Regions from separate parts of the Homo sapiens genome. Here region 1 is linked to region 2. Evidence: read pairs that join two places in POLR2A ChIA-PET (ENCODE). Cell type or tissue: GM12878. All regions are shown on one strand. Each heading gives the region's core, and the rest is flanking DNA. Links, peaks and the distances in the headings are about the cores only. Region 1 holds the start of LOC105376622 (a long non-coding RNA gene). Region 2 overlaps ABTB2 (ankyrin repeat and BTB domain containing 2).

Region 1 (17,430 bases), core at 3,798-11,797, 240 kb after region 2:
GCATTCTCTGTCTCCAGCCACCACATATACACAGTTAACGATGCCCCCTTTCCCTGTGGGCAAGTTCTGCCTCAGCTCCTATTTCACAGTGTGACATTGGATATGATTCTCTTTTATGCATGGGGATGATTTTAGTTCCTGTCATCCAGCTCTCCCCTTCCCCTGAAAGAAGAACACCCAAAGTATTATCAAGTGACTCGATCTAACCTCAACATACAGATTCTTCAGCGGCGTTCAGTTCTCTCAGTTGGACATGAATGTTGCTCTTGTTGCTCTACATGGTTGGATGAATTACTGCTGAATGATGTTTGATTATCCCAATATAGAATGATAGAAAAGGAAAGAGTAACTACAATAAAAATAATTTAAACTCATTTGGAAAAAGGGAATATAGGAAACATTACACAGTGGCCACCATTTTATAGCACATAATCTTAATGAAGAGGAGTAATAAGATTCCCTTTTCTTGCCAGAAATGTTAGCTCTGGGGTCAGCCAATCTAGTTTACTTAAGGCGTATTTACAGGAGGGCATACCTTGTTGATTGACAAATGTGGCCACGTCTAAAAAGGGATTTGGGGAGAAAGCTATCATGGGGGCTGTAACAATTACAAGTCTGTTTCATAATTCATTGGTTTAGGAGTCGATGGATTGCCTTAATGGACAAATAATCATGGGTTCTTGTAGTTTGCCAAGCATGAGTTTCTCTAGAAATATACATTTCTTAAAACAAAATGAATTTCAACCTATTTCTGTTTACTGAACTCCAGTGCCAAATAACCAATGACTAGTTAATCATTGACTCTATAATCCAGCCTGAAACTTTCTCTCTCCTAAAAATAGGACAGGGCTTTGTCCATTGTCCAGCCCTCAGTTGAACTTGGATTCTGCCTCCACATTCTATTACATGCCGAAAAGGGTGAGCTTTCCGAGGCAAAGAGGTATCTTCTTCAGTCTGTACTTTCACAAGGACCAGTTCCAACTTAAGCTTTTCTATTTCTTATTGAAATAACCAAGGTTAGACGATCCATTCTAACATCCTGTGTGTTTCCTATCAAAAATAGTAGTAGTGTAGTTTAGGTGGGTTGAATGTATTCCACATCACCTCAGTTCAGCTAATTCTACATCTTAGAACCTGTCATTTAAAAATGCCCTACTTCTGGGCATTTCTGTATCACTTGAGACTTTTACAGTTGCAAGTGACCAGAAGTCCCAGCTCAAATTAGCTTAAAGAAGAAAATGCACTGGATAATATAAATAATAAATCCAGGCTGAATATCTAGGTAGATAGGATGAAACTAGACTGAGGACTGAAAACACATCATCAGCATGTCTTAGTTTCTTCCCAGCTCTTGGCTTTATTTTGCATTTCCCCATGTGTTAGTTTTATTCTCAGATTCTATGTGGCAATAAAATGGCTACAGCTGTTCTGGCCTTGCATCCTCTCAGATTCAAGTCTGTTGAGAAAGTCTGTTTTCCTTTTTTCTTTTTCTTTCTTTCTTTTTTTTTTTTTTTGAGATGGAGTCTGTCTCACTCTGTTGCCCAGCCTGGAGTGCAGTGGCGCAATCTTGGCTCACTGCAACCTCCGCCTCCCAGGTTCAAGCAATTCTCCCACCTCAGCCTCCCAAGTAGCCGGGATTACAGGTGCCCGCCACTATGCCCAGCTAATTTTTGTATTTTTAGTAGAGACGGAGCTTCACCATGTTAGCCAGGCTGGTTTCGAACTCCTGACCTCAGGTGATCCACCTGCCTCAGCCTCCCAAAGTGCTGAGATTACAGGCTTGAGCCACCTTGCCCAGCCAGAAAGTCTGTTTTCTCATGAAAAGTTACACAAAAGTCCTGTAATTGAGCCTCTCTGTTTCTGATTGGACTGGGTTAGATCACGTGTCTATCTGTAAATGTATTGCTATGGCAGGAGCAACAGAATGCACCCATTAGCTTAGGTTTCATTCTGACTTGGTGCAGATAGACTTCAAGTGTAAATAAAAGGTAGAGTAGAGGAGGGAATAACTCTACAAAGCAAAATTAGGATGATATTACAAAATGTAGAGTGCATAGAGTTGCAAAACCAGCAACTGTCTATTGCATCACTGGATAGAGAGAACCTTAATGCCAGAGCAAGTAAAGGGAACACATGTGGACATAAAAAATACCATTCTGTCTCAGATCGATCATATTACTACTCAGTTTCACCACGAGGCACTTATGAGGGGAGGGAGCATATGGCAGTTGTTCTTTTTCTTGTCAGTCTCTGTTTATGTATAATAACCAAGAAATTCTTAATATCTTCCTTATAGTTCCTTGTTGGAGCTATCATTCTTAAATGTATCGAAATCTTTCTTGTATATTCTTACATTTTGCCAGTATAAATTTTATGACTTTGTAGACTGTGAATCTGAACTCCTTTTATCTTCTATCCTTTTATCTGTCTATAGAGGGGATCTGAATTCCAACAGAAACAAATAAATGCCAATTAGCCTCTAGGGGGCTCTTTCTATGGCCAGTATGGTGTTTTTCTAGTAATTAGAGAAAACTGGTACTAGGAATATTAAAAATTTAATCCCTAAATCTAGAGCAAACAACTTCAACATTCTCTTCCATTGTTATTTTAATATCAGCTCATTAGAAAACAAAAGTAAAGAAGTCACCAACATTGTATCAGAGCAAATAAAATGTTGGGACAGTTACCCACATATGAGCAAGATGAGGAAGAAAATACCATAGCAATGATGCAAAAATATGGCAAATAATTGTTAGAAATAAATGCAAAAAACAGACCAAGAGTCCAGCTCAGAAATAAAATACTATTCTGTCTTTTGGTTCCTTCCTTATCCTGGGGAGGAGATGCATTAGTAAAAGATTGTTTGACGACTTACCTGGAGAAAGTGGTCTGGGCTAAGACTATGACACTTTTATCAAATAGTGAAAGAAACATGGGCTTTGGCATAGGGGTGACATGCTTTAGAATGTTGAGACTCATTCAATAGCAGGAAAGTCACCTAATCATCGCTGAGCCTCAGTTACATCATCTACTCCTTCCCAGGAGTGTTTTGAGGATTAAATGAGGTATGGTGTCTATGGTGAATACTTGGTACCAGTCCATCTGTTTCTCCTGGTGAAAACATCAGGAAAAAGTTGCCCAATTTAAAAAATTTATCAGTTAGAAAAGATAATCTACCAAAACATCTAGAAATTCCTCCTTCTACCCAGTACTCAGCATTTGAAGCAATGAGGCAAAGAATCAAAATAGAGCTAATGGGGACTATACGAAGCCATTTAGTCTACTTTATGATCTAAAGGTACCTATTTCATTGCCTATTATTTCTCAGTAGCCTATTTCTCAGATCATTGTTTTGAAAGCTGGTTTTATGTTTATGGCACCAATTCTTGCTTCTTTTTGCTCAGCCAGATCCTCTGCACATAAAACTAGTAGACTGTGAAACGAGCTGCCTCAAGCAGGACCAGCTAGTGGCAGCATGCAGAAGGAAGTAAGAGGTGGAGGGAGAGTGGGGAGAGAACTACTGGATGCCTGACTTTTAAGGCTGGGACAATTGACATTTGGCCAGTATGGTAGCCTGTGGATTAATCAGAATGGAGTGTTGTTCACAAGGGAGGAGAGTTTTGCAATTCCATTTCTAGGAATTTGTCTTACAGGAAGACTTACAGCAGTATACAAAGTTGTCCCTGCAAGGATGTTCAGGGCAGTATTGTTTGTAAAAGTGAAAACTAGAGAAAACCTATATGTCTGTTAATAATGGAAAGGTTAAGTAAATAGGATGTGTTCACACTGTAGAATGTTATGTGGCAACTCAAAAGAACAAGGTGGAGCTATACATATTAATAATAAACAGGCTGGGCACAGTGGCTCACACCTGTAATCCCAGCACTTTGGGAGGCCGAGGTGGGTGGCTCACGAGGTCAGGAGATCAGGACCATCCTGGCCAACATGGTGAAACCCCGTCTCTACTAAAATTACAAAAATTAGCCAGGCATGGTGGCAGGTGCCTGTAGTCCCAGCTGCTGGGGAGGCTGAGGCAGGAGAATTGCTTGAACCCGGGAGGTGGAAGTTGCAGCGAGCTGAGATCGTGCCACTGCACTCCAGCCTGGGCGACAGAGTGAAACTCCATCTCAGAAAAAAAAAAAAAAAAAAAAAAAGAGAGAGAGAGAGAGAGGGAGAGGAAGAGGAAGAGAAAAAGACAGAAAGAGAGAGGAGTTTGGGGGTGAGAGTGGGTAATAGGAAGCAAGTTTTTGTACATTTATATTTTGTTGTATTCTATTTTACAAGAAGCATATTTACCTATAAAAACAAAAGTAAATAAAAAGCCCCATGGTTAAAAGACACATTTATTTATAACTCTTAAAGTTCAAAGAAATTAGAAGAGTTCCTCCTCCTCCAGTTTGTTACGTAGCGGGTCTTCTCACCACATCATAATCCTGGGACACAGGTTACAGGAATGCTGCTCAGCAAGTGGACACCAGCTATTCTGTTAATCTTTGGCAATGGCTTTCCAACAGGAGAGATGTACCCTTGAATGGTGTAATTATTAAGTTTATTGGAGAGGCTGCTTTCTTCATCTTGTTTTGGAATCACTTAATTGAAGAATGATTTATTCAATTGATGTATAAATCCCTTTTCTCTGAACTAGGGAAATTGCCATCTCAAAACAGAGCCAGTGGTCATCTTTCAGGAAGATTTGAGGCTTGCCCTCACTCTCAGCCTATTCACAGGGCCCTAGGTCTAATAGCCAGTATATAAAACAATCTCATAGCCTATAATATCATGAAATTCACAGTTCTTACCCCCAGATGTCTCATAGATGTGTGATTAGGGACCTATTTCAACTCCCACTCCAATCCCCAACACACAGAATCTGGAGAAATGACGCTTGAAGTCTGACTTCCCAGATTCTTTAGAACAAGACACCTGTATAGTTTTCAGATTTCTCTTCACGTGACCAGTGTAGCAATCTGAAGGTCTGGAAAATGACATATTTTAACCTCTCTTTTAAGGACATTTTTTTCCTTTTAAATAAATAAAAAGAAAAAAAAGTAGGATGTATATAAAGAAAGTTTTTCTCTTTTAGGGCTTTCATACTCAAGTTATGACAACACTGAAGAATTTAATAGGTACAGATTTTCCAGGTGTCATTATGGATTCAATTTCAATTGCATTAAATTTCAGAAAGTTTAATATATATTAGCAAGTCATAGCATATCATTATTTGGAAACTTTTTTCATTGTGAATGAAATCAGTTATTTGCCCTTTATTTTATTTTTTAAAAATAATTTCAACTTTTATTTAAGATTCAGGGGGTAAACGTGTAGGTTTGTTACATGGGTATATTGTGTGATTGCAAACATCATTTAGTGATGTGTCTGATGTAATGCCAAGTCCTCATCAATTCTACTTCACAGTTGCTCTTGAATCAATCCCATAGCGACTGCCCTTATTTCGGCTAACCTGGACTCTTTTAGAGGTGGTTGAACTTGTTTTCTGATCTTCATTTGCTCTCTCCATTTTATGATATTTTTTGATCTTGCTGGAAAATTAATCTTCCTAAAACACAGTTTTGAGCATGCCATTGTATGTTAAAACATTTTCAGCACTTCTCCTTTTCCTATTGAATAAGTCTTAAAAGTCCATACCCCTTAGCCTGTCCTTCTGGGTTGGTAGCATAGCACCTTGAAGGAACCTACCTTTCATGCCAATAACTTCTCCAATAACTTCCATAGATTCTAAGTTCCAGGCAAACTGAATTAGCCCTGTATTTCCCAAACAGTGCTTTACTTCTTCTCTAGGTTACCTCCTGACATATTATGGTTGTAATTTGAAATTTCTTCAGAGCTTACCAGCCTCAGGATGAAAATAGAACCACATTGACATCAATACCCAAATTTCACTTCTTCATCAGACACGGAAGTCCAAACCTCTACCAAGTCTCCTCCCAGATATTTATGAGAATCCCAGCAAGGAAAGATATTAAAGTGGTATCTAAATTGGCCAGGACTGCTGCTACTTTGTTTTTCTGGGTCCCAGGGAACCTCCCATTGTTTCTGGTCAGTGCCACTGGGCACCATGTGCACCCCAGGCCCAACTGGTGCCATCATGGGCAGAGTGTGGAAGAATGGCTCTCTCCCTTTTATGTTGCTATCTGTTATGATGGCATGTCATAGCAGTGTTGCCTGGGCTCCAGTGTGTTACAGAATATAGGAGAAGAAGTCTTCCATCTTTTATTTTATAGCACTGTCTCTCCCTTGGAATTAAACTTGCACCCAATGGTTGCACAGCACAGAATCACCGCTTCTCCTTCCTAACTCAGGCTTTATTCCTGGGTCCAGCAATTCATGCTGTTTCTAGAATGAGTCGTTTCATAAGAGGATTCTCAGGGCCCTGCAAAAAAATTTGTGTTAGACCTTTCTACGAGTTTACTAGACATGTAAAGATACATATACATCCAACTCCTGACAGGGCATCCAGTTGATGTGGTTAATAGGAGACATCTTAGCCTTCATGCAAGGGGACTTTCCTTTTGCCTCCCCCACCACTTATGATACATACTCAGACATTCTAAATCTTAAAGATGGACTCTGTTCAGGCAGGTTTTCTGTTTACAAAAGAACACATAGCATTTATATAAAGTTTAAAAACAGGCTAACTCTCCCCTCTGTATATTATGTATAGAACACATATGTTTGATTAAACCATAAAAGAAAGCAAGGGAGAGGAAGGGGAATATCAGGGAAGGATATGCGAAAGGTTTTACCCATATTGGTAAGATTCTATTTAGGCTGAGTGGTGAATCACAGATGTTTGATTTTATTATTCTCTATAATATGTGTATGTATTGCATATATATAAATTATATCATATTCAAATTTTTAAGTATAAAATATTTCACAACTAAAAGCCCTGACCAAAAAAGACATTTAAGTATTAGTCTGCACTCCTGCATTTGTTTCCTATACCTTTGTTTCTCTTTCTTCATGCATCTGCTTGGTGTTTTTTTTTTTTTTTCGAGATGAAGTCTCACTCTGTCACTCAGGCTGGAGTGCAGTGACGTGATCTCGGCTCACTGCAACCTCTGCCTCCCAAGTTCAAGTGATTCTCCTGCCTCAGCCTTCCGAGTAGCTGGGATTACAGGCACGTGCCACCATGCCCCGCTAATTTTTGTATTTTTAGTAGAGATGGGTTTTCACCATGTTGGCCATGTGGGTCTCGAACTCTTGACTTCAGGTAATCTGCCCACCTTGGCCTCCCAATGTGCTGGGATTACAGGCATTAGCCACGGTGCCGGGCCGTGCTTCTGCTGTTATCTACAGTGATCTCCAAGTTCTGAAGAACCCTTCTCATGTTTGCCTCCTTTTTCTTATCTCAAGGGCTGCTCTTCTGCTTTCTTTTGTGATTTCCCCTGTGCTTCCTTCCTGATTGCTAGTTTCTTTATTCAGCTCATGTGAATTTGCTTTTCACCTCTTTGGATTGCACTGCCAGTGTTTGGAAGTTCAGTTACTTTCCCCTCTTTGTTTTTGTTTTCTGGAATAGTCTACTTACAAGAATCACGGCTATTAGACCAGAGTGCCTCTGGGTTTTCTATTTCCTCTTTTTGGTGATGTTTGATAAAGATGCCATTTCAGATATCTTATTTTATGGGCTACTCTGTAAACAACTGTGGGAATTGGAGTTTTGGCAGGCTTTTAAGAGATGTCAACACTGCAATGAAGTGGAGGCAGCCGTTAAGAAAAATGCTTTCTTAAAAGCTTCTCTTTGGAGAATTTCTGCTGCTATCTACCGCAGCTAAGAAGGCCTAGAATAAACATCCATGGAATACTGTGGAATACATGGGATATCATGTAGCCATTAAAAACGATCATGGAGATTTTTATTTGTCAACATGGAAAGATGTTTATGACATATTAAGTGAGAAGCACAAGTTATATAGTATGTATATATGTAATATTTGTAAATAATATATATGATCTCATTTTATTTAAAGCCTTCTATATTTAAGTGCATAAACATTCATAGATAAAACTAGAAGAGTATTCATCAAATTGTGAAAAAATATTAACAATGGTTATCTTGGGATGGTAAAATTTGGGGGTGATTTTGGGAGGTTAAATTTATATGATTTTCTCTATTTTCTAAAGCACTTGAAGGGAATATATATGGCTTTATAAAAAACAGCATATTAGTATCATTTCAATTTTTTTAAAAAGAGGCTTTTGGTGAGATTAACAAATTTCTCTTTTAAATATTTCATTCTTTCTTTTGAAAAAAACTATCTGAAAGTATTATTTCTCCACCCTTTTAGCATAACACTTGAGCAGATTTTACAGTTAAAAATCATGAGTATTCTATGGATTGTATTGGTGCACACGTATAGACAATTGCAGTAAGTTTTAAGTCCAGTTTGCCTTCCTCAGGTTGTGTGGTGAAGGTCCTCCTCAGAGATAACGGAGCGGGAAAGATGGGCAGATTCAGCCTGGAGCCAACATCGCTGGGGTGACAGTGGGGTGGACACAGCTGTCACCGAGAAATGGCCTGAGGGAAGGCAGTGCAGCCTCCTAGGGTTGCGTGATTCCATTCAAGGAAATGGAGATGTGTGAATTTCCCCTGAGGGCTTGGCAGGGCACTCAAGGTGGAAGTAAAAGCTGCCCTAGCACTGTTTCATAGGACAGAAGTATGCTCCACTGTTCCCACCTCGACTTCAAAGACACAGTCAGTGGCGGTGGCAGTTGTGGCAACTATGGTGGTAAGGTGACCAACTATCCTGATTTGCCAGGGACTTTTCCCATTTTAACACTGAAAGTCCCACATCCCAGGAAACCCCTCTGTCCCAGGTAAACCAGGATGGTTGGTCTCCCTGTACTGTGGGCACATCAACATGATTGGGAGAGGTACCTCACTGGGGCGGTGAAAGCTTGTGGAGGTGATGGCAACTAAACGAGAGGAGGCAACAGTTGCCATGGTGACGATGGTGTGGTATTAGGAGAGATGCCAGGATGTGGTGGTGCCCCTGGCAGTAGAAACCTGGACTCCAAGTGAAGAGTCGAACCAACAGCTCTTGCAAGAATGGCTTTTCAGGCCAGACATGCCTGTAATCCTAGCACTTTGGGAGGCCAAGGTGGGTGGATCACCTGAAGTCAGGAGTTTGAGACCAGCCTGGCTAACATGGTGAAGCCCTGTCTCCACTAAAAATACAAAAATTAGCTGGGCATGGGGGTGGGTGCCTGTAATCCCAGCTACATGGGACGCTGAGGCATGAGAATCACTTGAATCCGGAGGTGGAGGTTGCAGTGAGCCAAGATGGTGTCACTGAACTTCAGCTTGGGTGACAGAGTAAGACACCATCTCAAAAAAAAAAAAAAAAAAAAAAAAGAATGGATTTTCAGTTTTCCCACTGCTGTTGTAACCAGGAAATCCAAAGCATTGGGATGGAGGTAGGGGCCAGTAGTGGTGGCTGGGACTCCAGGAATTACATCCAAAGAGGCCACATGTCTCTTAATGATCCCTGTGTACTCACATCCCTTCCATTGTCCTTGCCTCACACCTGGGATGGGGAAGCATTAGCTGGCACTTTCCAAACCCTACCCTTCTTTATACAGCTTTTAGGGGCTACAGTCACCTTTAGCTTTTTACACACATCATCCTTTATCTTTCTTGTTCACGTTCCTCTTTTTTAAAAAAGATATTTGATTAAGATCTTTAAGACCTGAAACCATAAAAATTCTAGAAGAAAACCTTGAAAAAACTCCTCTGGACATTGGTTAACATAAAAAATTTATGACTGACCCCAAAAGCAAATGCAACAAAAACGAAAAAGCTTCTGTACAGCAATAATAATAATAATAATCAGAGTAAACATACAATCCACAGAATGGGAGAGAATAGTTGCAAACCATGCATCCAACAAAGGATTTATATCCAGAATCGACAAGGAATTCAAACAAATCAGCAAGAAAAAAGCAAATAATCCCATCAAAAAGTGGGCAAAGAACATGAATAGACATTTCTCAAAAGAAGATATACAAATGGTCAACAAACATATTTTTAAAAAGTGCAACATTACTAATCATCGGGGAATGCAAATTAAAACCACAATGAGATATCACCTACCCCAGCCAAAATGGCTATTATTAAAAAGTCAAAAAACAACAGATGTTGGTAAGGATGTGGTGAAAAAGGAATTCTTATATGCTACTGGTGGGAATGTAAATTAATACAACCTCTACAGAAAAGAGTATGGAAGTTTCTTGAAAAACTAAAAGTAGATCTACTATTCAATCTGGCAATCCCACAACTGGCTATTTACTCAAAGGAAAAAAAAAGTCATTAAATCAAAAAGATACATGCATGTATATGTTTACTGCAGCACAATTCACAATTGCAAAGATACGGAATCAACCTAAATGCTCGTCAACTGATGAATGGATAAAGAAAATATGGTCTACATACACCATGGAATGCTACTCAGTCATAAAAAAGAACAAAAGAAGGTCTTCTGCAGGAAATTGGATGAAACTGGAGGCCATTATTCTAAGTGAAGTAACTCAAGAGTGGAAAACCAAATACCACATGTTTTCTCACTTGTAAGTGGGAGCTAAGCTATGTGTATGCAAGGACATACAGAGTGGTATAACGAACATTTGAGACTCAGAAGGGGGAGGGTGGAAGTGAAATGAGGGATGGCAAACTGCTTATTGGGTACAAAGAACACTACTTGGGTGATGGGTGCACTGAAAATTCAGACTTCACCACTATACAATTTATCCATGAAACCAAAAACCACTTGTACCCCTAAAGCTATTGAAAATATATATAAAATATTGAAAAAAAAATATATATAAAGGTCCTCAGTGCTTAAAAAAAATCAAGTGTTTTTTTAAAACTTGCCAGACAATGGAATATATTTTATAGAAAAAAGTCGATTGAGTAGTTTCACTGAGGGGGTACAAATCAGCGGTTGTTAACGGCCACAAATTAAGGATTGAAAACTAGCACTGTGGATAGAGAGGAAAGAGTCCACAGGCCTGTATGTTGGTTAAAACAAGTCCTGTGGTTCATTGGTCAATAAACAGTTTTCAGTTAGATTCTTTGAGGGTCTGGCATACCTGAATCACTCAAAATTTATGGTCCTAATCAGCCACAGCAAGTTAGAGCCAGTTATGATGAAACACAATGTTCAGTTTTACTGTTTCCTGAGTAAGTATTGCTCTAAAAATACTTCCTTTTATGCTTTACAATCAGAGCTGAATTTGCCAGTTGAGCATGAAGGTTTCTTGTAGCCAGGCCTCCTTCCCTCCACCTCTGGATAAATGTGCTTCTACTGAAGCTGCTATTTTTTGTTTATTTGTTGTTTTTGAGACAGGGTCTCACTCTGTCACCCAGGCTGGAGTGTAGTGGCACAATCACAGCTCACGGCAGCCTCAACCTCCTAGGCTCAAGCAATCCTCCCACCTTAGCCTCTGGAGTAACTGGGACTACAGGCGTGTGCAATGATGCTCAGCTAATTTTTAATTTTTTTTTTTAGAGACAGGGTCTCACTATGTTGCCCAGGCTGGTCTCAAACTCCTGGGCTCAAGCGATCCTCTAGCTTCTGCCTCCCAAAGTGTTGGGATTACAGGAGTGAGCCACTGTGCCTGGCCTGAAGCTATTTTAATCCATGCCTTATCCACTATTCTTTGGATTTTGCAAATTCCCTCCTTTTATTCTGGACAAACAGTACTTTCCTCCGAATTTCAGAACTGAGATCTAGTCTTGATCAATATGAGTTTTCTCTAATATCTTTGTTTCTTCTTTTTTTAAATTGACGAAGGTAGACTCTCTAATCTCAATGTTTATCTCTTTAGTTTCCTTCTAGGCCTTCCTTCACAGCCAGGTCCCCACAGTGAAATCTGTCCTTAGCCCGACTGTGCCATCTGGGGCTCTCTCAGGGAGACACTGGTTTTGCACTCCAGGTCATTGTTTCTTTTAGGTGCATAATAGCATAACATGATAGCACATCTGCATTTAATTATGATTCCGTCTTCCTGGCTCCACGTTCACAAATTTCTAAGCCTTTGGAGAGAAGGAATATTTGCTACAAACATTGGCTGCAGTGATGATGTTGTCATCTGCTTTTGATTTCCTAGATGTAGCCATAAACAGATGCAAAGTTTGGCTAAATGGTTGGGAGTGGAGTGTTTGGACCATCTGACAGGGTGTAGATAGGACTCTCCACATGTCTGCAGTCATAATTTTGTCCATTTTTTTTAAGTTTTTTGTCTTTAAAAATATGCCTCATCACTTCTTTTTCTTCCTACACTGAACTGGCACAGAATAAATAGAACCTTGACTTTGGTTTCACAATGTATGTGGTGGATTTCATAGACTTTTGTGTTTCATAACACAAAAATGTTTGACCTTTGCAAATGATTTCTTTTCATCTTTAGGTCACAGAGCTTTCGTGTTGATATATTTGAGAGGGGCAGAGAGTAATAACACAGGGTAATATGATGTAAGGAGGACAAATGCCTTTTTCTGTTACAAACCACACACCTCCTCTGCCTCCAGCCAGTGCAATGCTTTTGACCATAAACTTCGTTGAATCTGTCCATGTAGCCTAGAGTCAGCCACTGCTGAATCATTCTCCCAACTACAATGCTCCCTGGAGCGTTCATTACAGCACTCAAGAGTTTTGATGACTGGCACTTTTGGCATCTTTTTTTTTTTTTTTTTTTTTTTTTTTTTTTTGTCGTGGGCTTCAGCTGCCCCAGCTCCTTTCCAACACCCTACTTTCCCTTGCTCAAGGGTTACTTTAGGGTTGATGATTACTGAGGACACTCAACAGAAGCTCAGATGTTTGAGGAATGCAAGTTGTTATAAGATAAGGTGCTTTCTTGCACTTAGTTAACTTCAGACATCAAGACTTGTGTTGCTAGGGTTCTTGCTAACAGAACAATACACAGAATAATCTGTAAACTTAATAGCGCAAGAGATGGCATGTTCCAAACATCACCAAAGGCAGCCATAAAATCAGGGCCTATTTTGAAAATTGTGACTGATATTTATTAAACTAATGTCAACCAATTATACTGTCATAAAAAAGTCAGAAACGATGTTCATTGTCAAGTAATTCCTTATCTCAGGATAATAAAAGGCAAGCTTAGGGTACATTTTGTCAGATGACTTCAGGGTTTTATAAGTATTAACACATTAAATCTCATAATGTATAAGGGTTAAGAAAATAGTTTGGTCATTTCTCTGTGTAGCCTGTCTGGTTAACTGTTTATATATTCCTACTTTTTAACTTACTTATTTATTTATTGAGACAGGGTCTTGCTGTCTTGCCCAGGTTGGAGTGCAGTGAGCTATCATCAGTGGACTGATCAACCTCTACCTCCTGGGCTCAACTGATCCTCCCACCTCAACCTCCTGAGTAGCTGGCACTATAGGTGTGAACCACCATGCCCAGCTAATTTTTAATTTTTTTTGTAAAGATAAGGTCTCACTATGTTGCCCAGGCTGGTCTCGAACTCCTGGACTCAAGAGATCCTCCTGCTCCAACCTTCCAGAGGTCTGGACTTACAGGTGTGAGTTGCCACCCCAAGCTGTATTTCTTTCTTTCTTTTTAAGACAGGAGTCTTGCTCTGTTACCCAAGCTGGAGTGCAGTGGCATGATCTTGGCTCACTGCAACCTCCGCCTCCCAGGTTCAAGAGATTCTCCTGCCTCAGCCTCCTGAGTAGCTGGGATTACAGGCATGCAACACCATGCCTGGCTAATATTTTGTATTTTCAGTAGAGGCAGGATTTTGCCATGTTGCCCAGGCTGGTCTCGAACTCCTGAGCTCAGGCAATCCACCTGCCTCGGCCTCCCAAAGTGCTAGGATTACAGGTGTGAGCCACCTTGCCTGGCCCTAACCCGTATTTCTATCTTTTAATCTATGTAACTTCTCTGTGTCTCAATTTGTTTCTGTAAAAGTCACTGGGTCCAAGGCAAAACGGTGATGTAGGTGAAGTTTGAATTTAATGTCTTCCACTTCTTCCTCATCTTCATGTGGGGGTCCTCAGGTTGGGGTGAAGAAGTAACAAAAGTGAGAGTGTCCAGTTCTTGCTCTCAGCTACTGAATAACTTGTAATGAAGGTATTACCTGAGATGCTCATGTATGACTCACCCTAGGAATATACGTATACTTATTTGTAAATTTTTACTTTGATATAATACTAAGTTGCAGAAAGTTACAAAAATAGTATAAGTAACTCCAGTTTACCCTTTACCCAGATTTTGCTCTATTTATTTTGTCAAGTGCTTGCTCTCTTTACTTACATGTGTATATGGATATATATGATGTATATTTTTTTCTGGCCCATTTGAGAGTAAGTTGCAGACATCATGCCTCTTTACCACTAAATACTTCAATGTGTATTTTCTAAGACACAAAAGAAATCTCTGATGTAAGAGATTACATAACTGCAGTCTAATGATCAAAACAAGGAAATTTAACATTGATACAATATTCTTATTCATATTAAGTTTATGGCCCATATTAAATTTCATAAATTGTCTCCATAATGTTTCTGAAGTCTTTTCCGTCTGTTCCAAGACCCAGTCCAGGAACACTCTTCATACTTAGTTGGCATGTCTCCTTAGTCTTTTTTAAACTGGAACAGTTCTTTAGTCCTTAACTTCCATGATCTTGATATTTTGAAAAGGCCAGTTGTAGACTGTTCCTCAGTTGGAGTTTGTCTCATGTTTCCTCATGATTAGATTCAGAGTATGCATTTTTGATAGGAATGCCACAGAAGCGATGTTGAGTCCTTCCTGGTGTACCATGTCAGAAGGTTCATAATGGGGGTAATATATCTATTTTTTTTTTTTTGAGACAGAGTTTCACTCTTGTTGCCCAGGCTGGAGTGCAATGGCATGATCTTGGCTCACTGAAACCTCCACCTCCCTGGTTCAAGAGATTCTCCTGCCTCAGCCTCCCGAGTAGCAGGGATTACAGGTGCATGTCACCATGCCTGGCTAATTTCGTACTTTTAGTAGAGATGAGGTTTCTCCATGTTGATCAGGCTGGTCTCGAACTCCTGACCTCAGGTGATCTGCCCACCTCAGCCTCCCAAAGTGCTGGGATTACAGGCATGAGCCACTGCACCCGGCAATATATCTATTTTTTAAAAGAGGACTCTTTTTGAGAATATGGGAAAGTACTCAAGTCCTAAAGGAAAATATATTTAAAAATGAAATGGGAGGGTATCTGTATTTGAGCCAGGCATCTGATCAAATTCTCCCTCAAATCCCTCAAGGCAAATTGTCACTTACTCTGGTTATTTGTAACATGGTTTATCCCGGTATTACCTCATCTATTAATTCACTTGCTTGTTCATTCATTTAGTCAAATATCCTGGGTGCCAGAAAACTGTTGCAGGTGCTAAGAATAAGCAGAAAATTCAAAACCAGAAACAAAACCCACCAATCCTCATGGACTTCTATTCTAGTAGGAGAAATACCCAATAAACAAATGAAATCGGTTATATAGTATGTTAAAAGGGAGAAGGATCACAGAGAAAACACAAAGCAGGGAAGGCATGACAGGAAGTGCCAGAGGAAGCTATAAGATTAAAAGAAGTGGTCAAGAAAGGTCTTCCTGAGAAGACAACATGGTAAACTACAGGCCCCCAAGCTGAGCCACGTGGCTTCTGGCTTCTTTTGAGGATGCAGAGTTTAAAAGGGCATTAAGAGAAAGATGATACAAATCCTAATATTGTATCATCTATAATTTGCCCATCGAGTAAGTTGTTTCACACCTCAGGGGCCAGCCAGACAAGAGAAAGGCAACGGTGATTGTTATTCATTGACATTTAGAATATTGGGTGGGATGGGATTGGGAAAAATCCCAGTACAAAGTTTCAGAGAATTAAGCTAGTGCTTGCTAAGTAGTTCGTTTATGTTGCTTACAGAGCTAGCCACTGCTTTCCCCAGCTCTGGCTCAAGGATGGGGAAATCCTCTGACAATGTCATGTGCAAGAAGGATGTTCATCTTGCCTCCAAATCCAGTATCAAAAAAGTATGAATGGGCCGGGTGTGGTGGCTCATGCCTGTAATCCCAGCAGTTTGGGAGGCTGAGGCCGGCGGATCACTTGAGGCCAGGAGTTCGAGACCAGCCTGGCCAACATGACGAAACCTCCTCTCTTATAAAAATACAAAAATTAGCCGTGTGTCTGTGGTCCCAGCTACTGAGGAGGCTAGACAGGAGAATCACTTGAACCCGAGAACGGAGGTTGCAGTGAGCGGAGATGGCGCCACTGCACTCCAGCTTGGGCGAGAGAGTGAGACTTTTATCTCAAAAAAAAAAAAAGTATGAATGGCAGAACAGAAAATATATGATAAGAAGAAACAAGAAGAATGAAGGCAGCAGTATCTTAAAGAACAATAATCATATGAAAATAGATTGCTTATGGGAGATGAATGTGTAAAGAATGGCCTTAATTTCATTTGTGAGGCCCCACCAGGAGCTAAAAAAGGAAACAGAGAAAAAAGAAAACAGGAGAGAATGAAGACAAATTTAAATGGCAGAAAGAAGCTCCATGAGAAAAATATGCCAAAGATCACATAAACAAAAAAAATTAGCCCTTTGATATTCAGGTTAGAAATATGAACTGCATTAAATGTCACAAATGGGATCATGTCACTGCAGATTGAGACTGTCCTTTGTTTGGTCTTTCTGGAATCAATGCAAGTTCAGTTCCCACTGATGAGGCAGGTAGGCACTAGACATGATTTATTTGTTTCAGAATTTATATAGAGGACAAACAAGGAAATAAAATAACGTTTCTCTTTATTTTCTCAGTTAAAAAAAAAGAAGTAAATAGATCTTCATTTTCAGGTTGCCTGGAGCAATTGCTTTCCACATCTGACACAAGAAGGAGAATTTTGCTTCATGTCACAGTGTCTCAGAACTGAATCTGTTTATGTCCACGTATCCTGGAACAGGAGCTGCATATAAGATGATACAGGGCAACAGGTCCTCTTGCTTGGTGGAAAATGATTCTTTGAATGAACTTGTTTAGCTAAGTCTCTGCCTGCCCTTTGCTGTCAGGAAGGAGAGGCAGCTAGAGATCTTCCTCCTCCTCCTTCATCCTTGCTGCTCTGCAAGCTGCCTCTTCTCCAGCACTCTCATTCCTGCCTTTGGCTGTTCCTCAATCCCATGTGGCTCTCTAGGCCTGTCATGCTCTTATATTACAAATCCATAACAACTTCCCATTTTTTGTCTTTTAAAGACTGAGAAGAATGTCATTTTCTTGTGGTTCTTCTCAACTATGTGGGTACAAAACATGGATTTCACAATTGCTTTACTCAGGGTGCTTCCCGTAACACCGCGTCTTCAGGTGGGCAGAGGGTAGTGCAATGCTGGAGTTAAATTCTAAGAATGTAGAACACTCACTCAAGATCT
Region 2 (8,000 bases), core at 1-8,000:
ACAGGTTGAGCCCAAGAGCTGGAGGCTACAGTAAGCTATGATCGCACCACTCCCCTGCAGCCTGGGAGACAAAGAGAGACCGTGTCTCAAGAAAACAAACAAACAAACAAAATTATTAGTAGAAAGTTTTGCTGAGTGACAAAAAGTATGGATGAACATCAGTAACTTACTATAGTGTACCCAGGTTTTCAGTTATGGACCAAGTCATGTTTCTGCCCAGAAAAGAATGGTGTATAATTTTCAAGAGCCTAGTGTTGACTCATTAGAGTAGGAAGCTGAGATTCTATGGGGGGATCTTGTGTAGTCTAGGAAGAAACAACAATCTATTCATGAATTATCCCTCTGTTTATAAGAGTTCCCTTAAACATAAATGCCCAATTCCCCCCAAATATTTTTAGATTTCACAATTCTTATATTACAGGGCTGGAAGGCAAGCTTACAGACATGCTTCTATATATCAGTCCTTCTGATTGCAGGAAAAGCCTTTATTTCAACCATCAGCATTGGAGACTGAAGTGTAAACAAAAAGATAATCCGTGGATTTGCCAGCCATTCTTCCCTATTGTGGCCAACAGCCAAGACAAAGCACCACGTGTGGCTACTAAAACTCTAAGAGGGCATCTCCTAGCTGCACTAGGGGAAATCCAAGAGGGAATTCGGGAAATCATGAAGTCTAATCAGGTGGCATCTTGGTTCATCCCCCTGCCTCATGCTCCTTAGAACTCAACACTTGAGAAAATGCAGTATTGATAGTCCTGGTGGGTATACACTGGACTCACTGGGTATACACTGGGCTCATTCAGCCCTCACTTTACCATCTTGGCTGGTGAGGTGGAAAATTGAAAACTGCATTTCCCAGTCTCCTTTGCAGCTGGGATTCTGGAAATTAGGTTTTATCATTAAGATATGCTGCATGAAATTTGGTAAGTGAATGGGAGGCAGAGGCCACCTTTGTGTTCCCTTTGTCTGTTTTTGCTAGCAAACCAGGTCATGAAAACTGAGGGTTTTTTTTTCCTACAGAACATTCCAGTCCAGTTTCCACCTATCTGAGGCTTCAGAGTAGTGGTAGTGATGGTGAAATGATAAAAGCAATAGCAAAGTCTTTTTTTCTTTTTTTTAACCTCCCACCTCAGCCTCCCAAATTGCTGGCACCACAGACATGCACCACCATGCCTGGCTAATTTTTTATATTTTTAGCAGAGATGGGGTTTCACCATGTTGCCCAGGCTGGTCTCGACTCCTAAGCTCAAGCGATCTGCCAACCTCGGCCCCCAAAATGCTGGGATTACAGGCATGAGGCACCGTGCCTGGCTGCAACGCCTTCTTGATTCCAGCTTTACTCCTGAACTGCAGCTCCAGAGGTGTTGTTCAAACTCACAGTTCCAGGCGCTGTCTCAGGGAGCAGCTCCCCTAATGGGCGAGTTCGTCATTCCTGGATGCTCAGCCTACACCCTGCTCCACGAGCTCCTCCAATGATTCTGTGAACCCCCAACTCCCTGCATTAAATCATCTCCTGCTTACAATACCCAGAATGCTGCTTCCTGAATGAAAACTGATTAATACTTTCAATATACAGAAATCTAGATTAGCCCTCTGCCTCTTTCAATATACAGAAATCTAGATTAGCCCTCTGCCTCTGGGGAGGGGCTGGTGCCCACATGTACAAACAAGGCCCCCAAACTGATCCCTTCAGGCCTTACTCCTTGGTCCACCCACCTCCCCAGCCTGGGATCTGTGGGAAGGTAAAAAGAGAAGTAATTCATGGACTTTCTCAGGAACATGCCTTCCATGGGCTGTGGGTTCCAGGCTACTGTTTCCTTCCTGATAATTCCATGGAGTCTGCTGGGCAGGCTGAGATGAGCTGGACCTGCATGTCTGGCCATTCTGGAAAACCCCTTTAAAAACTCCCATCTGCAACAGCGTGGCTGTGTGAGAACTCCAGGGTGAGAGGGCCTGAAGGAGCAAGGCTGAGAATGACTGATGTGTGCACCATCCTCAAGATCCCAAAGAAGTTCTCATTCCCCGCTTGTTGCGTTTCCCGTAGGCTGAGCTTGGTCGTTCCGTGCCCGAATGCAGATATCTGCAGGGCCAGAGCCAGGAGACCGGGTCGGGGCTGAAAAAGCTCCCTTTGTTCAGCCTTTCTGCCTGCTGAATTTTTCCTTAGCTGGATCTGATACCTCAGAATAGTGGTTCTCAATTTTTTCCCTGGTCTCAGGACTCTATATATACTCTTAAAAATTGGTCGGGCATGGCAGCTGACACTTGTAATCCCAGCACTTTGGAAGGCTGAGGTGGGCGGATTACTGGAAGTCAGGAGTTTGAGACCAGCCTGACCAACTTGGCAAAACCCCATCTCTACTAAAAATACAAAAATTAGCAGGGTGTGGTGGCACACACCTGTAGTCCAAGCTACTCAGGAGGCTGAGGCAGGAGAATTGCTTGAGCCCAGAAGGTGGAGGTTGCAGTGAGCCAAGATCACACCACATCACTGCACTCCAGCCTGGGTGACAGAGTGAAACTCCAACTCAAAAAAAAAAAAAAAAAAAATTAATGAGGACCTCAAAGAGCTTTTGTTTATGTGTGTTATTCTACGGATATTGGCTGTATCAGAAATTAAAACTGAGAAAATGTTAAACACATGAACGCACAAGCTCATGTCCCATTTGCCGTCAGAGTGATGACATCATGATATCACACAGCTTCTAGAAAAGTCTCCTGGATACTTGTGAGAGAACAAGAATGAAAAGGCAAATAACTTCTTGTTATGAAAATAGTTTTGGCCCTGTGGACTCCTGGCAAGAGTCCCTGGGACCTCAGGGGTCCCTGGACCACACTTTGAGGACTGTTGCTGTGGAAGACCACAGCTGATGGCTAGGACAAAGCTGGTAGGGGCTGGCAGGCGGCGCTGGCACAGAGCTGGCATTTCGCCCCTGGTGGCACACGGTCTGGTGAATCCTAGAGTGGTGTATGGCTTGCATGCATGCTCCTGGCAAAGGGATCCGAAGGTCCTAGACCCCTTCCCTGTGGCATCCTCACTGGGAGAAAGTTCTAGTTTCTTTTATACAACTGAACTTGCTCTATAACCTTGGGCAGATCGTCATCCTCTGTGGGCCATATTTTGTATTAAAGAAGAAATTGCCAAAGTTCGTGGTTTTTAACTCCTTTCATTGTGAGAGCCCTTTTGCTTTTATTTCACAGACTCCATACGATAGTAGCTGTACCTACTGCATGGTGACCAAGAGCACGGACTCCTGAGGGAGATGGCCTGGGTTGGAATCCAGTGTATTCCCAATGAGTTCAGCTATGTGGGTCTATGCAAGTTACTTCACCTCTCCCGGTCTCAGTTGTTCCATCAGCAAAATGGTTATAAATAATAGGACCACCTCACAAAACAGCTAGAAGCATGCATGTAAAATACTTACCATCATATTTGGAACATGGTAACTTCTCCATAAATGTTAACTATTATTACTAGTTTAGTGTCTGTTGACAGAGAAAATATATAATAGCAAAAAGGGCTATAGGAATCTGGTTCTATTAAATGCCTCAGCTCCAGCTTTCTGAAAGTCCAGCCAACTCTTTGCCTTCCCCCCACAGCAAGTATAAACATGTAAAGCCTGCAAAAGTCTGCCAGCAGGCTGCCCACCACCCACTCCATCCCAGCTCATAAAACAGAGAAAACAAATGCAACCACTATGTCGAGTGTGAGCTGGAAACTGTTTCTGGCAGTGCAGCCTCTTGGCCTTGGCAGTGAAAAAACTCACACAAGGGAAGGGGCAACAGCAAGGAACACAGACCCAGAGGCCTTGGGTCATGAACGTGTGTGGTGGCGAGGGTGGGTGAGCAGAGAATTACTTCAAGGGATCAGCAACCCCTGATCTGTCCTCAAATGCTGCAAACAGCCCAAAGGCCTAACCTAAATACCGTCATATGCATACATGCAGACAAATCCCAGAGATGGACAAAGCCACTTAAAAAGGTCAGTGGCTTTCTGGTAGCATTTGTCTTTGTGTACATAAAGGGCAGCACATGAAATAGACCAATGGAAATGGGTCTTTTTATATGAGAAGCATGGGAAATCCCTGACCACCTCCTCTCATTGCTAGAGGAGGAAAAGGAAACCCAGAGAGGCTAAGCGCCTTGCTCAAGGTTACACGGCCAATTCAGCTGCAATAGGGATGCTAGACCCAGGTGCCATAACAGTCTCTCTCATCTGCCTTTAAGTTAATCATACAGGTGAGCCTGATTGTTCAATCCAAGGGTCTCCTAAGGCCCCTCAATGGAACTAGGACTGAGAAAGCTATTATTCCCCCCTTTAAAAAATGAAAGAGTATAAGCTTCTTAAGGCCTTGGTTTGTTTTGTTTTGTTTTGAGACAGTCTTGCTCTGTCACCCAGGCCGGAGTGAGGTGGCACGATCTCAGCTCACTGCAACCTCCGCCTCCCTGGTGCAAGCGATTCTTCTGCCTCAGCCTCCTGAGTAGCTGGGACTATAGGCATGCACCACCATGACCAGCAAATTTTTGTATTTTTAGTAGAGACAGGGTTTCAACATGTTGGCCAGGATTGTCTCAATCTCTTGACCTCCTGATCTGCCTGCCTCGGCCTCCCAAAGTGCTGAGCTTATGGGCGTGAGCCACCATGCCCAGCCAAGGCCTTGGTTTTAAGAGGCCCCTGCAGCCTGGAAAACAAACAAACAAACAAACAAACAAAAAAAACAACCCTGTTGCACTCAGAAAGCATATGATTTATTGGGATTACAGTCCTATAAGTGGTGTCTTAACAACATGGAACAGGAAACCCCTCCAGTTTCCAGCTCAAAGCAGGCTCTGTTCTTCCCCGGGGTAGGCAGGGACCCCAGAGTGAGTCAGGTTGGCAGATGGGGCACAGGCCTGTAACCAGAGGCCACATGACCCGGGCCCCAAGCACAAGCCTCGGGTCTCTGTTCCCATCCTGGCAGGCCAAGCAAATGAGGCCAGCCGGTTTGTGCCCTTCTCCATCCACCCAGGAGGAGCTGAATACAAAGACTCAGGCAGACCCTGGACACACCCACAAGCTAAGAAGGGCCTCGAGACCAGGCCCAAGCTTAGCTCTGGGAAGACAGGGTGGGTGTGAGCATACAACGTTCTGGGGTGCAGGCCCGGCTCCCAGGGCTGGGAGGTACACTGTGCCACAGGCTTGCTTCCAAGAGAGCTCCCCATCACCCGCTAAGCTGTGGCCTGCCCCACCTGCAAGCACCCTGGGAGTCCAGGAAAGGACAGGCAAGAGATGACGATCAAGGGAGAGGATGGCCCCAGTGGTTCCTACCTTCAGCCCTAAATTCTTCCACTAACTTTGCCCCACCTTCAGTGGGAGTCAGAGCCAAGCACTGGGGTTGAATGGGGTCACATCCCCCTGGACTCACCCTTTCTCATGGATCATGCCGTGAAACACACTGCTCCCATGCTCCTCCCTGTCTTGTCTGGGCTGGGGGTGCCAAGTGGCACCGTCAGGAACTTGCAAAGATGCCAAGCTTTTCCTAAGCAAGTGACGGCTCCACGAACAGACTTCTTTGGGAAGGTCAGGGCTGGCTCTGCAGGGCCAGCAATGAGGCCCTCACCATAGCTTCCCTGAGATTTCCACACAGCCACCACGGCCTAATACCAAGCCAAAACATCCACGTAGGATAAAAAACCAACATTGTCCCGCTAAGTCAGATTTCACTCTGCACCAAAGAAACATTTCTAGTCCAGCTCACATCTTGTACTCATTATTTTTCTAGAACTGCTGGGTAAACCAGAATGGTTTGGCATGGCTTGGAGGCAGAGTTGGGCATGGTTCCCTCTTCGGACCCCCAGCCTCATCTCCTCCAGCAGCCAGGCTGCCTCTGAACCGCAGCTGAGCCCACAGCAGAATCTCCACTTGTGCCCAGGTGACTTCTGCTTGAGGTGGGGCATTGGGTTCTCTGGGGGGGGGGGGAAATTCACTTTTCCTATTAAAACTCATCTGGTACAGATTAGAGGCACTAGATGAAGCTTGCCCAGATACACATAGGGACAGAAATTTAGAGCCAACCAAGTCATGACTAGCTCTGGGTGATTTCCCTTGTGTCTCCCCAGGGGTCACCCTTCAGGTCCCCATAGGAGCCTGAGAGTTTCTGTTAGCAGTGAGATGGGAGGTCCACCGTGTGACAATCAGGGCCTTCAGGAGTAATAGAAAAATGCAAACAGCTAACATTTCTGGAGCGTTTACTAAGCAGCTGCCACAGTGCCCTGGACATCTAGTGGCTCATCTGCTTCTTAGAGCTGCCTGATGTAGCAGGTACTATTATTATTTCCGTTTTATACATGGGGAAACTGAGGGCCAGAGAGGTGAGGTCACTTGCCCTATGTCATGCACCTGCCAAGGAGCAGAGCTGGGATATGAACCTGGGCAGTGTCCCTGAGTCTAAGCTTCTGAAGATGACATTCCACAGCCACTCAGATTCTTCACCTGGTGCTGGCCCAACTCCTCCATCTTAGGGATGATGATATTAGGCACAGTAACCACAATTTGTCATGCAAACTGGATGACTTTTTTTTTCCTTTGAGTCAGGGTCTTGCTCTGTCGCCCAGGCTGGAGGTGTAGTGGCACAATCACATCTCACTGTAGCCTCAACCTCCTCTGCTCATGTGATTCTCCTGCCTCATCCTCCCAAGTAGCTGGGACTACAGGTGTGTGCCACCAGACTCGGCTAAGTTTTGTGTTCTTTGTAAGGCGAGGTTTCACCATGTTGCCCGGGCTGGTCTTGAACCCCTGGACTCAAGCCAACTGCCTACCTTGGCATCCCAAAGTGCTGGGATGGCAGGCGTGAGCCACCGTGCCCAGCTGGATGACTTTTGAAAGGGAAAAAGAGAGCTACCGCCAGCACTGGGACTACCGGGTGTAAACTAGAACTGGGCTGGGCACACCAGAACATATGGTCACCGTACTGCCCTCGGCTAGAGAGACTGCCCACGGTGGCCTGCTGCCGGGCTCATGCTGTCTGCAGGCAGGAGGAGGTCCTCCTGCTCACCCCCTCAGAAGCAGGCCTCCCTCTGCCCTCCAGCACTCAGCCCTACCTTAGTGCCTGCACAGCACTCGTCCAATTTGCAATGATTTGGTTGGTATGGTTTTGTACGGTCTCTCCTCTGGACTATATCTTCTCTGAAGGCAGAGGCATTTTTGCTCACTGACGTTTCCCCATCTCTCCGCACAGAAGCCGGTGTTAGAAACTTCATTTTTGAATTTATAAACACAAGGCATGTTTCTCACTCCTGGAGGCAAAGTCCTCCAGCTGCTACCATGGTTTCAGGGGCTGCTCTTACTCCAGGACTTTGTTTTTGTTTTAAAAACAAAAACAAAAACAAACAAAAAACAAAAAACGGGGAGTTTTCCTCTGTTGCCCAGGCTGGAGTGCAGTGGTGCAATCAAGGGTCACTGCAGCCTCAACCTGCTTGCTGGGCTTAAGCGATCCTCCCATCTCAGCCACCAGGCCTGGCTAATTTTTAAAAAGTGTTTTTTTTTTTTTGTAGAGACAGGTCTATGTTGCGCAGGCTTGAGCTGCTGCGTCCGGCCTCCAGGACTGTTCATTAAGGGCTCCAGAGCACTCTCACGAAAGGGGGAGCTGCTTCGTCTTTCATTCCTAGAAGCTTGAGTTGGCTTGGGTATTGGCAAAGAGTTCTTTTCAGAAAAAAAAGGAAATAATTCCCCAGTAAAAAGACAGCTATTGCACAGGAGAGTGTTCCAAATGCAACAACTTCCTAGGGGAAGCACGGCAGCCCGGGGCCAAGGTGGCTTCTGGGAAGGCAGCTTCTGGGAAGGCAGCTAGGATGTAGGGATGGAGCTGTCACCAGGAATAGGAAAAGGTGGCTGTGGTTCTGCAGATGTTACCGTGTCTGAGCCTCAGTGGAGGGTACACAGCCATCTGTCCTTAGGAATCAGGCCTGGTTCCAGGGCGGCATTTCGTGTGGGTGAGATGGTACAGATTCCAGTGGAGACTGCG

Evidence for each region. Peaks named below come from ENCODE experiments on the same cell type or tissue, not always from the same donor. Only the 100,000 strongest peaks of a DNase experiment are listed, where the experiment ranks them.
Region 1: POLR2A ChIA-PET joins it to region 2 with 7 read pairs; 2 of 35 experiments call an interaction of 5 or more read pairs at or near these places.

Annotation. Positions count from the first base shown.
Region 1 is chr11:34,414,908-34,432,337 of GRCh38, forward strand. LOC105376622 (a long non-coding RNA gene) reads left to right here and starts at 17,382. Exons shown (of 3, transcript XR_931180.3): 1 at 17,382-17,430. It also overlaps the pseudogene CIR1P3. In GM12878, for the core only: no CTCF peak of the experiment used is centred there; no DNase peak of the experiment used is centred there; H3K27me3 peaks cover 151 bases.
Region 2 is chr11:34,176,554-34,184,553 of GRCh38, forward strand. All of the region lies in intron 3 of ABTB2 (ankyrin repeat and BTB domain containing 2), which reads right to left. Among named protein-coding and RNA genes, the nearest start is that of NAT10, 75 kb to the left of the region's middle. RefSeq lists enhancers at 4,159-4,358, 6,413-6,914, 6,915-7,414. In GM12878, for the core only: no CTCF peak of the experiment used is centred there; a DNase peak (open chromatin) is centred at 4,088; H3K27ac peaks cover 335 bases.